Linked DNA regions of Homo sapiens: region 2 is linked to region 1. The links are chromatin contacts, found by POLR2A ChIA-PET in ENCODE. All regions are on one chromosome and are shown on one strand. The core of a region is the stretch at or near the end of the contact, and the rest is flanking DNA. Distances in the headings are between cores, read along the strand shown. Region 1 overlaps ADGRF1 (adhesion G protein-coupled receptor F1). Region 2 overlaps TNFRSF21 (TNF receptor superfamily member 21).

Region 1 (5,912 bases), core at 233-2,732:
CAGGTCTCCACATAGGATCTAAAAGAAATCATGACTCAAAAAGAATTAGGCAGGTGACCTGTAAAACCTTGGTTTTGCTTTATCTCTCATTTTATCAGTTTTTGATAACATTTTCATTGGCATCTATCTTTTCTAGGAAGTGTTGGGCCACTTGCCTTTGAGAAAAGCTCCTGTGTGTTTCTGTAACTGAACAGAGACAGAGGAGAAGACAGCTGAGAAAATAGGTGGGAGGACAGAAAAGATAGCCACTTCCATCTTTGGAAAAATGGTTGGAGGTTTGGTAAGTTATATGAGCGAGACAAACTTCCTCTGGAAGGACAGTAATTTAAAGTCATTTAAAATCTCAGGGAAGGTCTATATATATGTGTGCACAGTAAAATTGTAAACACGTTTTATATTTTCACATGTTTTAGCACATTCATGTTTATAAACACAGCAGGAAGAGGTCTGGATGAATTACACTGTAACCTCATGTTTGTACCTCTTCCGTGAGGATTTGTGAAAGTTAAAACTCTGTGGGCTCGGTTTCCTCCTTTATACAGTAAGAGGAAAAATAAAGTGAGCTCAGATCTATTCACATTCAGGTTTCATTATTACATGCCCATTCCCCACATTCTATTTGTAGATTACTTATTTAATTGTTCTTTTATCAATGTCTGGCAGTCACCAAACCTAAGCCTGGAAAGATTACCGATTTCTACTCATCTTTATTCTTGTTTTCTCCTCAAACTGGTTATTAAATTCTTTAACATCTTTTGAGATGAGCTAAGAACCTACTAAGAATTTAATTATTGGGTTCAGAACAGAGGTATAATTTTTAAGAATTCTGGACTTGTAAGTCTGGAAGCAACAAAAAGAATTACTTGGCTCAGTCACTCCTCCCCCAGGACACTTCACCAATCTGTGCTAAACTTGCATTTGTTCAACTACCGTATACTGACAGCCTCCAATTTCCCAGGCATTGTGCCATGCACTGGCTGTTAACAATATGCTCATGCAGGATTATCACACATAGTAGCTCCACACCTCAAGAGAAACTCCAAAAGCCACAATCCAGACCCACTTTTGGGAACTTCTGGTTACCGAGAATCTCTGTTCCAGGATCCCTATTTTAACTCTCCTATGTTTCATTGACTGGTTGTGCCTTCAGAGTCCAGTTTGTGACCCTACCTCCAAATCTGATCCTTTTCCATCCCAGAATTGAGATATGTGCTTATAAGTTTGTGTTTCCTTTGCCACTCATTAGAACTTCATTCAGCTCAAGAGTATTTCTCCTGCTGCTGGTGCCTTCAGCCTAGCACAGCTGTCTGCTCCTTCCTAACGAGGATTCTGTTTTTCTATTTAGTCTGCGCTTTGCATCTGAGAAGAGCTTCACTCAGGATGATTTGTTGTTTTTAGCTCATTGCTCAGTATGCCTTCTGGCATTCTAGTAGGATTCATTTCCCACAGAAGACCAGTCCAGCTCGTTTCCACTGTAAAAGGCTTAGCTGCAAGCCTCATGGGTTGGCTCTATTCCAAACCCTTGTAACTGAAGACCCAGCCGCTTGTGGTTCGGTATAGCAGGAGTGACCATGAAGCCCTTAAAAGATGATTAATGGCATTCCGCAAAAGATGCCAAGCTCTTTCTTCTAGCCAAGATTTCAGCTTAGTAACAGGACCCAGTCTTCCTGTAATTCCTAGGTAGGGCTTATTTCTCATCTCCTCTACTTGACTTCATTTAAAGTAGGTAAAGTCCAGATAATTTGAGCTTCTTGAATTGTTTGCTTTTAAAAATAAAAAAGTACCTGAACAGAACTCCAGAGAGGTGATAGCTACCTAATTAAAAGAAATAAAATAATTCCTTCTAATTTACAAAGTGTTTTTAATAAGTTTTGATTTGATTATTTTGGCAATTGTGTAAGTTAAGTGGAATTTATTTTCATTTCACAATTGCAGAAAATGAAAAGGTAACATTTAAATTCTAAATACAACGAATTTTTTAACTATTTCCCTAAATTTCTCAGCCCAAAGAATCAAGTATTTCCCTTAGATCATGAGCCGGTTAGTTTTTGTTGCTTGGGGCATGATTTTAATAAAATCATGATTGTTAATTTGATCTCCACCTGAGTTCCTTACAAACAATTCTTTTCTCAGAAAAAGGAAGAACGTACATTTCAAACCTATCTTCCTGTTCCTGCATTAATTTGCATGTTCTCACTTACAGTGGCAGCTAAGCACTGGGTACACATGAACGTAAAGATGGAAACAATCAACACTGGGGACTCCTAGAGCAGAGAGAGAGGGAGAGGGGGAGAGGGCTGAAGCGCTACCTATTGGGCTGGGCGCGATGGCTCAAGCCTGTAATCCCAGCAATTTGGGAAGCGGAGGCTGGTGCATTGCTTGAGCTCAGGAGTTCGAGACCAGCCTGGGCAACATGGTGAAACCCCATCTCTACTAAAAATACAAAAATTAGCTGGGCATGGTGGTACGCACCTGTGGTCCCAGCTACTTGGGAGCTGAGGTGGGAAAGTCACCTGAGCCCTGGAGGCGGAGGTTGCAGTGAGCCAAGATCGCGCCACTGCACTCCAGCCTGGGAGAGAGAGGGAGACCCTGTCTCAAAAACAGAACAAAACAAAACAAAACAAACAAACAAAAAACAGCTACTTATTGGGTACTATGCTCACTCACTACCTGGTGACGGGATCATTTGTACCCCAAACCTCAACATTACACAATATACCCATATAACAAAACTGCACACGTACCCCCTGATGCTAAAATAAAAGTTGAAATTACACAAGAAAAAACAAGCTATCTTCCTGACAAATATGATTGTCCTCAGTGTCGAAGGAGAGTCAGGAGTCCAAGGATGGAAACACAAATGATCAGGCCTGCTGGAAAACCCCTGCAGAACAGGCTCTGTGGGACCTTTATACATAAATGGTCAGATTAAAGATGTCACAAACTCTTCTTGGGTGATCTGTTTTAAATAGGAGTAAAACATACTTCTCCGACTTCTCATTCAATGGTTACACTGATAAATCTTCATTGTTTCAAACCTACCAAAACCCACTAATTCTTTATGTTTCCCTTTACATATGAATAGTATTTTCATTATAATTTTCTTAAAAAGTAAAAATAAGTTTTAAAATCATATTCCCCAGATGATTCTTCTAGAAATAGAACTAGTTGACTGGCATTCCACCTATCCTGAAAATATCACATCAGTTCATCCTCAGAAACCATCAAGATTCTACACCATACAGAATGAAAAGCAAACTCAAGATCATAGCAGTTTTGAACTCCCACAATTTGTGCTCAAACTTCCCTTCTATTAAGCTTCCTTTCACGCATCTGAATTCCAGGCAAACCAGGATTTAACTTTTAACTTTTCTAAGTTAAAAGGAAAGTGCTGCTTCAAAAGGTTTATATATGTTGAGTTTTTCTAGACATGGCCAAATTGACCTCCTAACCTGTACCCATTTATACTCACTGGTAAGGTGCAGAAATGCCTGTTTCATCACTCTATCCACAGTATCTTTTTAATGTTCCCAAATGGATAGGCAAAATTTTTGCCTTATTGTTTTAATTTTCCTGTGTTTGACTATCAGTAAGTTTAAGCATTTTTTCAGGGGTTTACTGACCATTTGTATTTTTTTCCAGCTTGACTATTTAAGTCATTTTCCTAAATTTTTTGATTAGAATGTTCATCTTTTTCTTAAAAATTGTGTTTTAGGAACTCTTTTGTCTTTGTCGCTCCTGTTATAGGTATTTGCTCATGATTTGTAGTTCATCTTTAAAACTTTTGCCTTATTTTCTTCTGCACAAAAGTTTAAAATGTTCATGAAATCACACCTGTTAATCTTTTCCATTATGGATTTTACTTATTCATTTTTACTTTTGGTTGTATTTAGAGACAGGGTCTCATTCTGTTGCCCAGGCTGGGGTGCCGTGCCATGATCATAGCTCACTGTAGCCCCATCCTGGGCTCAAATGATCCTCTCGTCTCAGCCTCCTGGGTGGCTGGGACTATAGGCACACACCACCACACCCAGCTAATTATTTTTTAATTTATTTTTTTGCAGAGACATGGTCTTGACATATTGTTCACACTGGCCTTGAACTCCTGGGCTCAAGTGATCCTTCTTCCTTAGCCTCTCAAAGTGCTGAGATTTCAGGTATGAGCCACGACACTCAGCCCCATTATGGATTTTAAACTTAGGGTTGTGTGAAGAATGTGTGGTTTTGTTTGTTTGTTTGTGTTTTGAGACGGAGTCACGCCCTGTCACCCAGGCTGGAGTGCAGTGGTGCAATCTCTGCTTACTGCACCCTCTTCCTCCTGGGTTCAAGTGATTCTCCTGCCTCAGCCTCCCGAGTACCTGGGACTACAGGTGCACGCCACCATGCCCGGCTGATTTTTGTATTTTTAGTAGAGATGTGGTTTCACCATGTTGGCCAGGTTGGTCTCGAACTCCTGACCTCAGGTGATTCACCCGCCTCAGCCTCCAGAAGTGCTGGGATTACAGGCGTGAGGCACCGTGTCCGGCCGAAGAATGTGTTTTCTATAAAAAGATTGGAAAACATTCTTCTACATTTTAGTCTAACAGTTAGTTCTTAAAATTATTTTTAGTACACTTAATTCTTCAATCTTTCTTAAGTTAATTTAGGTTTTGGGACGAAATAAGTAAATATTCAATCCTGCTGGAATTTATTTAGGTTTTCAGATTTCCTTTCATTTCCTCCAAGTGAATAGCCAAGTTTGCCAACTATTTTTCCCAATGAAACAGTTTTTTATCCAGACCACCTTGATAATTCTTTATCAATTCTATTTATTTTAAATTTTATTTTTAATTGACAAATAATAATTGTACACATTTATAGAGTACCTAGTGATGTTTTGATATATGTGATATACAGTGATCAGATCAGGGTAATTAGCATATCCATCATCTCAAACGTTTATCATTTCTTTGTGTTGGGAACATTGAATACTCTCCTTCTAGCTATTTGAAACTATATATTATTGTTAAGTATAATCATTCTACAGTGGTATAGAACACTAGAATTTATTCCCCCTGTCTAGCTGTAAGCTTGTTTAATGAGGCCCTTTTCCTATAAAATTCTGACCTAAATATATTTTTAAAATTCTACTGCTATCTACATCTTTTACCAATTACTTGCTTAATTGATACCTTGTTCAACAACGTAAAAGACTATGATATGCCTAAGAAATATATCATTAAGTGTCTTATCAGAAATAATTAGCTTGATTATCTAAGAGACGAAGCATAGGAAAGTCTCCAAGTAGAGTCGGGCTGCATGCAGTACAAACACAAGTGTAAAAGGTGTTCATGGAAAATATAATCTGCTTAACACAAATTCTCTTTACCCAAAACTTTGCAGGTGTGAATCTGTTGTACTATGACAGGCTGTCCCAACTTCACAAATGTATAATAAATATCTGCTTATCCCAAAACAATAAAGAAACTCTTATCAGGTTTTAAAGTTTTGTCTTCCAAGAAAGAAGAAAAGAATAAGAAAATTTTCTTAAGGACTTTAAAGTCTTTAGATTTGTGGACCTCTGGAGATTAAAAACTGACATTTGCACTAAAACCAAGAAGACACCATGAGGATCTGATAATGCTCATCAATAAAATGTAACTAGAGTTTGCAGTTTTAGGACTGCATACCTCATTGCTGCTCATCTCTGCATTTTCTTTATTCAACTGACTACACATAGGAAATTTATTTTAACTCTATGAAATGCTAGGGCATATTCCACTTCTATTATTAATTCCTATGAATTTTCATTCTCAACATGCCAGGTCCCAGTTTCCATCAGCCACTGACCAGGAGCCTCTATGAGATTATCTGTGGCTTACTGGGGAGGGGATGTGATAAGAAGGCTTCCCTTTCTTAGTGGTTTTGTGTAC
Region 2 (5,992 bases), core at 809-3,308, 200 kb after region 1:
CTCAGCTCACTGCAGCCTCCGCGTCTCAGGTTCAAGTGATTCTTTTGCCTCAGCCTCTGAGTAGCTGGAACTACAGCGGGCTAATTTTTCTTTTTTTTTAGTAGAGATGGGGTTTCACCATGTTGGCCAGGCTCATCTCTAACTCCTGGCTTCAAGTGATCCGCCCACCTCGGCCTTCCAAAGTGCTCGGATTACAGGCGTGAGCTGCTGCGCACGGCCTAAAACCTGTACTTCTGACTCTCAAGATAAGTTCAACTTTAAATCTTTGGATACAGCAAGCTTGGTAAATAATTTTCAAAAATCTTGCCAGACTACATTTTATCAGGCCTTCCCCGAAACACACATTTGATAGCATCATGAGGATAAAGGGTGGCCGATAGCTCTCCACCGGGCAGTGCGAGCTGCAAAGATTTTGGAGGCGTGTCTTCGCCAGCCAATGGCGAGGTTACTCTCGGGCCAGCGTATCTTGAAGTTTTGGACTGGTCTTCCTGGGCAGGTAATTCAGATGACTCAACTCTCAGCTACAACTGGACTGTGGACGGGGAGGGACGAATCCCAGGGGCTCTTTGGGGGGTTTAAGTGCGTGTGTGAGGTCTGCTGCGATGCCCGTACCTTTGGTAATAAAGGAACCGTTCCTGCTCAGCGCGGAGGAGCCGCTGGATGTAGAGTCACAGCGGAGAAGGGGCTCCGACTCATCCACGAAGAAGCCCTTGTTCTTGTCCTGTGGGGAAGGCTCCACCGTCAGGAGAGCGGAATTCTCAAGTTTCGCGTTGGGGCTGGGGATGGGGCTCGGGCTAAGCGGGCTGGGGCTCATCGGGAGAGCTAGTTTGTCAGTTTCCAGCTGTAGGAGGGAAAATTTTTTTTTATTATATATAGAAAAAAAAACAGTAAAATTAAAATCCCTCCTCAGAGGCTATTTTTTTTGTTCCATTTAACATTTTATATATACATCCTCCCACTTCAGTTGACCTTAACTTATTTATATGATTGCTAGACACATACACAGACTTTTAAACCCTTCAAAAATACAGTGAGGATATGCATGAGTACTAAAAACGGGGAGGCATATGAACCAAGCTATTATCTCAGGGGAGTAGAAGGGAACATGGGTGTAAGGAGAAAGATCCCCGATTTAAAATATAATTTTGTAGAGCTGAAAGGAGTCTTAGATATAATTTAGTATTATGAGCTGAATGAATTATGCCACCTCCATGTTGAAGCCCTGACCCCCAGTACTTCAGAATGCGACTACTGTGAGAGAGGGCCTTTAAAGAGGTAATTACAGTAAAATGAGGTCTTTAGGGTTGGCTACACTCCGATATAACTGGTGTCTTTAATAAAAAGAAGCGATGAGGACACAGACGCACACAGAGGGAAGACACAGTGAAGACATGGTGATAAGGCAGCCATCTGCAAGCCAAGAGAGAGACCTCAGAAGACACCTTGGTCTTGGCCTTCTGAGGCTCCAGAATTGTGAGAAGACCAATTTCTGTTGTTTAAGCCATGCAGTCTGCGGTCCTTTGTTACTGCAGTGCTTGCTGACTCTTACACTCAGCTTCACAGGGAAGGAAACTGGGGCCTGGAGAAGTGAAGTGACTTTCTTAACTAAGGGCCAACAAGGAAGTCACAGAACTAAAACTAGACCCCAGGTTTTCTGACTCCCATTTCAAACTAGCTCAGGAAAAAAACTGCTAAAATTAAGAATGAGAACAGGAGAAAATGAGAGGTGTCAGTGGCTAGGAGGAGAGTAATGACCAAAAGGATAGAACAGAGACTGTGAAGATTGCATTCTGGAGTGGGGAGGTCAGAGAGACAATAACAAACACACAAGATGGTTTCAGATAAAGATGGTGAGCTTCACCACCACTCTGGCTGGTGGGTAGAGAATGGATTTTAGGGAGGCAAGATTCAAAGTAGGGAGAGCAGTTAGGACGCTCCTACAGTGGCTACATACAGTATGACTATGGCTTGTACTGGGGGTGTGCAGTGGAGAGAAGGGGAAGTGATAGGTGATGTGACTTCATTTTACCAGTAAAGTGACTGCGGCCCAAAGAGGGCACACAGCTACTGGCAGAAAGCCAGTGCTCAACTCAGGCCTGCTTGACATCTCTATTTGGCCCTTTCATTTGAGAAAATACATCAGAACTCTGGCAGGCACTTGTGGCCTCTCCTAGTAATTGACTTTATCTTTTTATTGGCTCTTCCGGCATGGATAAAAAAACCTGGGAGCCAGCTGGCCAGATCACACAGAGCAGGGTTCAGGGAATGATGGGCACTCTCCCCAAGCTGTTAATCACCACTCCTTAGAATCCTCATCCCTTCACTCACACACTTCAAGTAAAATGTTTTCAAGCTTTTCAACGAAGACATTGATATTTCAAAGTATTACGTGGGATAGTTATATAAGGCACAAAGCAAACACAACTGCTTCTTTTACAAATTTTAAGGCCTGAGAAATTCTTGCAACTGATTGCAGATTGTGAAGATAACTGATTACTGCACATGTCTAATGTTCCAACAGCGTTTTTCCTCTGAACCACCACCCACACCCTGCTGCTGCTTCCAGGGCAAGTTTCAGACTTGGGAAACATGCACACCTAGCAGTCCCTTTCTGACCTACAGACAAATGTTACGTATATGCTTGTAAAATGTTAATTCCATAGGCCCTGGCGCATGCCCCTCCTCCTTGAAAATGCACATGGCCATTCACGCCAACACACTTTTTTAATTCACTCAGTTAGACTAAGAACACTTGTCTACATCCTGGTTCTCAGGGACAATACCTTGGAAGACATGGTCAGTCAATATAGTACACTGTTCTTGCTTAAAAGGAAATTTCCACCCACAAATCACATGCCAATGAGCAAAAAGTCCACTCACCTGTTTCCTAAATTCATTTGAAAACTTGAAATGTTTAATTTCCCCCCCCGATTTCACCAAAAGGTCCTATTAGTAAAACTTAAGCACATGATTTCCGACATAATTGGAAAGACAGAATGCTGAACTGATGCTCTCCTGTAATTAACAATGAGTCAGGTGAATATGAAAATGCCCCTACAAATGCTATTAGCATCACAGCAGAGCTAACAAGCATCACTAAAGCCAGAGACCATTTAAAAATCATCTTTCCAGAAAATCTACTCAGTTACTAACTATAAGTATCTCTCACTTTGTGCAACCGTAGCTGGTTGCATTTTGACTTCATCTAAAGTTGTTTTCACTTTTTCCCAAAAGAAAAAAAAATGCTCATAGAAATTTCTTTCCGTGCTTTACCATAATATATACAATATCCATCAAAGCCGGTTTGCAGTACTGCTACCGTACTAGGCATTGTGTTACTTCTGCTTTCTAATCAGAACAGTGAGTCATCGGAATATGTGAAATAAATTAATTCCTTGTTTTATTAATTCTGAAAGTTTATGGTTCAGTATTCTGAGTTTATAGCCAATGAAGAACACCTACAATAAGATTTAGATACTAAAGAGAAAACAAATACTCTAAACAAGAAAGCCATATTTCCAGAGAAGAGGATCCTCTTATAAAAACTTTGAGCATAAACTTACCAAGATACTTATAAAATAAAATAATTTATTTCCTAAGGTTCTTTGAGTTTTCCAAATTCTCTGTAAAGATATATTAGGCTGGGCACGGTGACTCACACCTATTTTTTTTTGTTCCATTTAATATTTTATACATACATCCTCCCATTTCAGTTGACCATAACCAGTTGACCTATAATACTAGCACTTTGGGAGGCCAAGGTGGGTGGGTCACTTGAGGTCAGGAGTTCAAGACAAGCCTGGGCAACATGGTGAAACCCTGTCTCCACTAAAAATACAAAAATGAGCCAGGCGTGGTGGCAGGCGCCTGTAATCCCAACTACTTGGGAGTCTGAGGCAGGAGAATCGCTTGAACCAGGGAGGTGGAGGTTGCAGTGAGCCAAGATCGTGCCACTGCCCTCCAGCCTGGACGACGGAGTGAGACTCTGTCTCAAAAAAAAAGAAAGAAAAAAAGATATATTAACTTTGACAGCTAGAAAATCAATAAATGTTGTTTTTAAAAGCAGTCACTACCGATAAGTATATTTTCCTTCTGCTACCTTGAAAATGTTGTGGCTGTAGCAGCTCTTATTTATATAGGTAGCCAAGAAACAGGGTAACAGGAAGATTATCAATGTGGCTGAGCTCCTCTCTATACTTTTGTGAAATGTTTGTGGACACGGCATTCATACATGCCCCAGCTTATTTCAATAAGGCAGATATTAAGAAAACGTGGCCTGTAAAGGCAATGTATCTGTCACTTATTTGAAGCTCCTTTGGAGAAACTTGAAAACTACAGTTCTTTTTGCCTACTGCCATGACATAATCCTAACTTGGAAGACTCATGTGAGAAATGAGGTGGGGACAGTAAATAGACCAAAATGGTAGGGGGCTCCCAAAGCAGCCCAAAAGAGAACAATTCTATTTTGTGAACTTCAAGAGCATGGCATTTCTTTCAGCCAAACAAGTTCCAAATGTCCTTCTGATTAGTTTCCATGCAAACACACTTAGTCCTTCCAGATACTTATTAGTCCAAACTGATAAGGGAAGAAAGATAAATGGTTCAACTCACTCAAGGCTGAGTCACACCTAAAGCTCTGCTGCTGACAATTTTCCTTTCCGAGCACCTCTACCACTGAGTACAAGGAACCATCCAAATGGATTAGGTAAACAGACTACTGCTTTGGGAATCTGAACATCTCTGGGCTACTGAGTTTGGTAGCAGTGTTTATGAGAATAATGATTTAACTTGTATCTGGATTGTACCACAATGAACCATGACTGTCATCATTGCCTTTCCCCATTTCCAGCTGTGTCCTTGCCAACCCTACATTCCTGCACCAAGCAGACTTCTAAAAAACTGAAGTACCCACTCTGGATGCTTAACCAAATCAAAATGGGAAACTGAGGCTGGGCGCAGTGGCTTACACCTGTAATCCCAACACTTTGGGAGGCCAAATGGGCAGATCACTGTAGGTCAGGAGTTCAAGACCAGCCTGGTCAACATAGCGAAACCCTGTCTCTACTAAAACTACAAAAATTAGCCGGGCATGGTGGCACATGCCTGTAATCCCAGCTGCTCAGGAGGCTGAGGCAGGAGGATTGCTTGAACTGGGGAGGCGGAGGTTGCAGTGAGGCGAGATCACGCCCCTGCACTCCAGCCTGGGCAACAGAGCAAGACTCCATCTCAAAAAAAAAAAAAAAAAAAAAAAAAGGAAACTGAAGCCCAAAAATAATTCTCCACTTCTAATATCAAACTGAAAAATCACTTCCCTGTTGACTGACCTTTCCTGAGATGACACACTGGTGGAGGTTGCAGTATTCCCCTAGCCCCGGGGATGGCAGAGCCATGGATGGTAAAGGAAAATCCTTCCAAATTTTATTCATGACAAGGGTGGTAGATAAATGAAATAAGATTTCGAGGCAGCAAGATCTGGCAGCATTCTTGGGTAGACTCTGAGAGCAGGAATAGGCGAGAACTCCAGCCTCAACTGCCATCTGTGTGGCATGTACTTCATGTTCCCCATAGTCAGCTCCTAAAAATCAAAGTCATGAAAATCCTGGAAAAAGCATTGCAAGAAAAGAGAGAAGACATAACACTAACTAGCTGTGTGGCACTAGGAAAACCACTTCCCTCATCAGACCTGTGGTCTCACTTCTAACCTAAATAGGTTAGACCAGGTCACTTCTGTGTTCCTTTCATTCAAATTATGTCTTATTTATTGCTTGTCTTACTGTTGCTATTTCATTCTCCTCATGCCCTAATCCCCCACTCCAATTCTCTTTCCCCTTCCAAGTTACCCCCACCTGAACTACCTGCTCAACGAAAGTTTACCACAAAGTTATTTTCAATTACTACCCAATTACAATCTCCCTGTGGTTGCACAATCTGTTTTCATAAAACTAATTAATGACTTTGATGCATCAGCGACCCCCTGAAATGAAGCATTAAT

The links. ChIA-PET counts read pairs that join two places held with the same protein, here RNA polymerase II (POLR2A).
Region 2: POLR2A ChIA-PET joins it to region 1 with 15 read pairs in activated CD4-positive, alpha-beta T cell. The contact joins two enhancer-like sites. POLR2A ChIA-PET finds 5 or more read pairs at or near these places in 3 of 52 experiments (MCF 10A, OCI-LY7 and activated CD4-positive, alpha-beta T cell).

What each region holds. Positions count from the first base shown.
Region 1 is chr6:47,033,634-47,039,545 of GRCh38, forward strand. The region is part of intron 1 of ADGRF1 (adhesion G protein-coupled receptor F1); the gene reads right to left. Among named protein-coding and RNA genes, the nearest start is that of ADGRF1, 5.7 kb to the right of the region's middle. Within about 2 kb of position 1,483, at least 6 of the 41 ENCODE cell types and tissues checked have a DNase peak (open chromatin) inside an H3K27ac peak, as active enhancers do.
Region 2 is chr6:47,234,058-47,240,049 of GRCh38, forward strand. TNFRSF21 (TNF receptor superfamily member 21) reads right to left here. Exons shown (of 6, transcript NM_014452.5): 5 at 613-841. Among named protein-coding and RNA genes, the nearest start is that of TNFRSF21, 73 kb to the right of the region's middle. Within about 2 kb of position 2,059, at least 5 of the 41 ENCODE cell types and tissues checked have a DNase peak (open chromatin) inside an H3K27ac peak, as active enhancers do.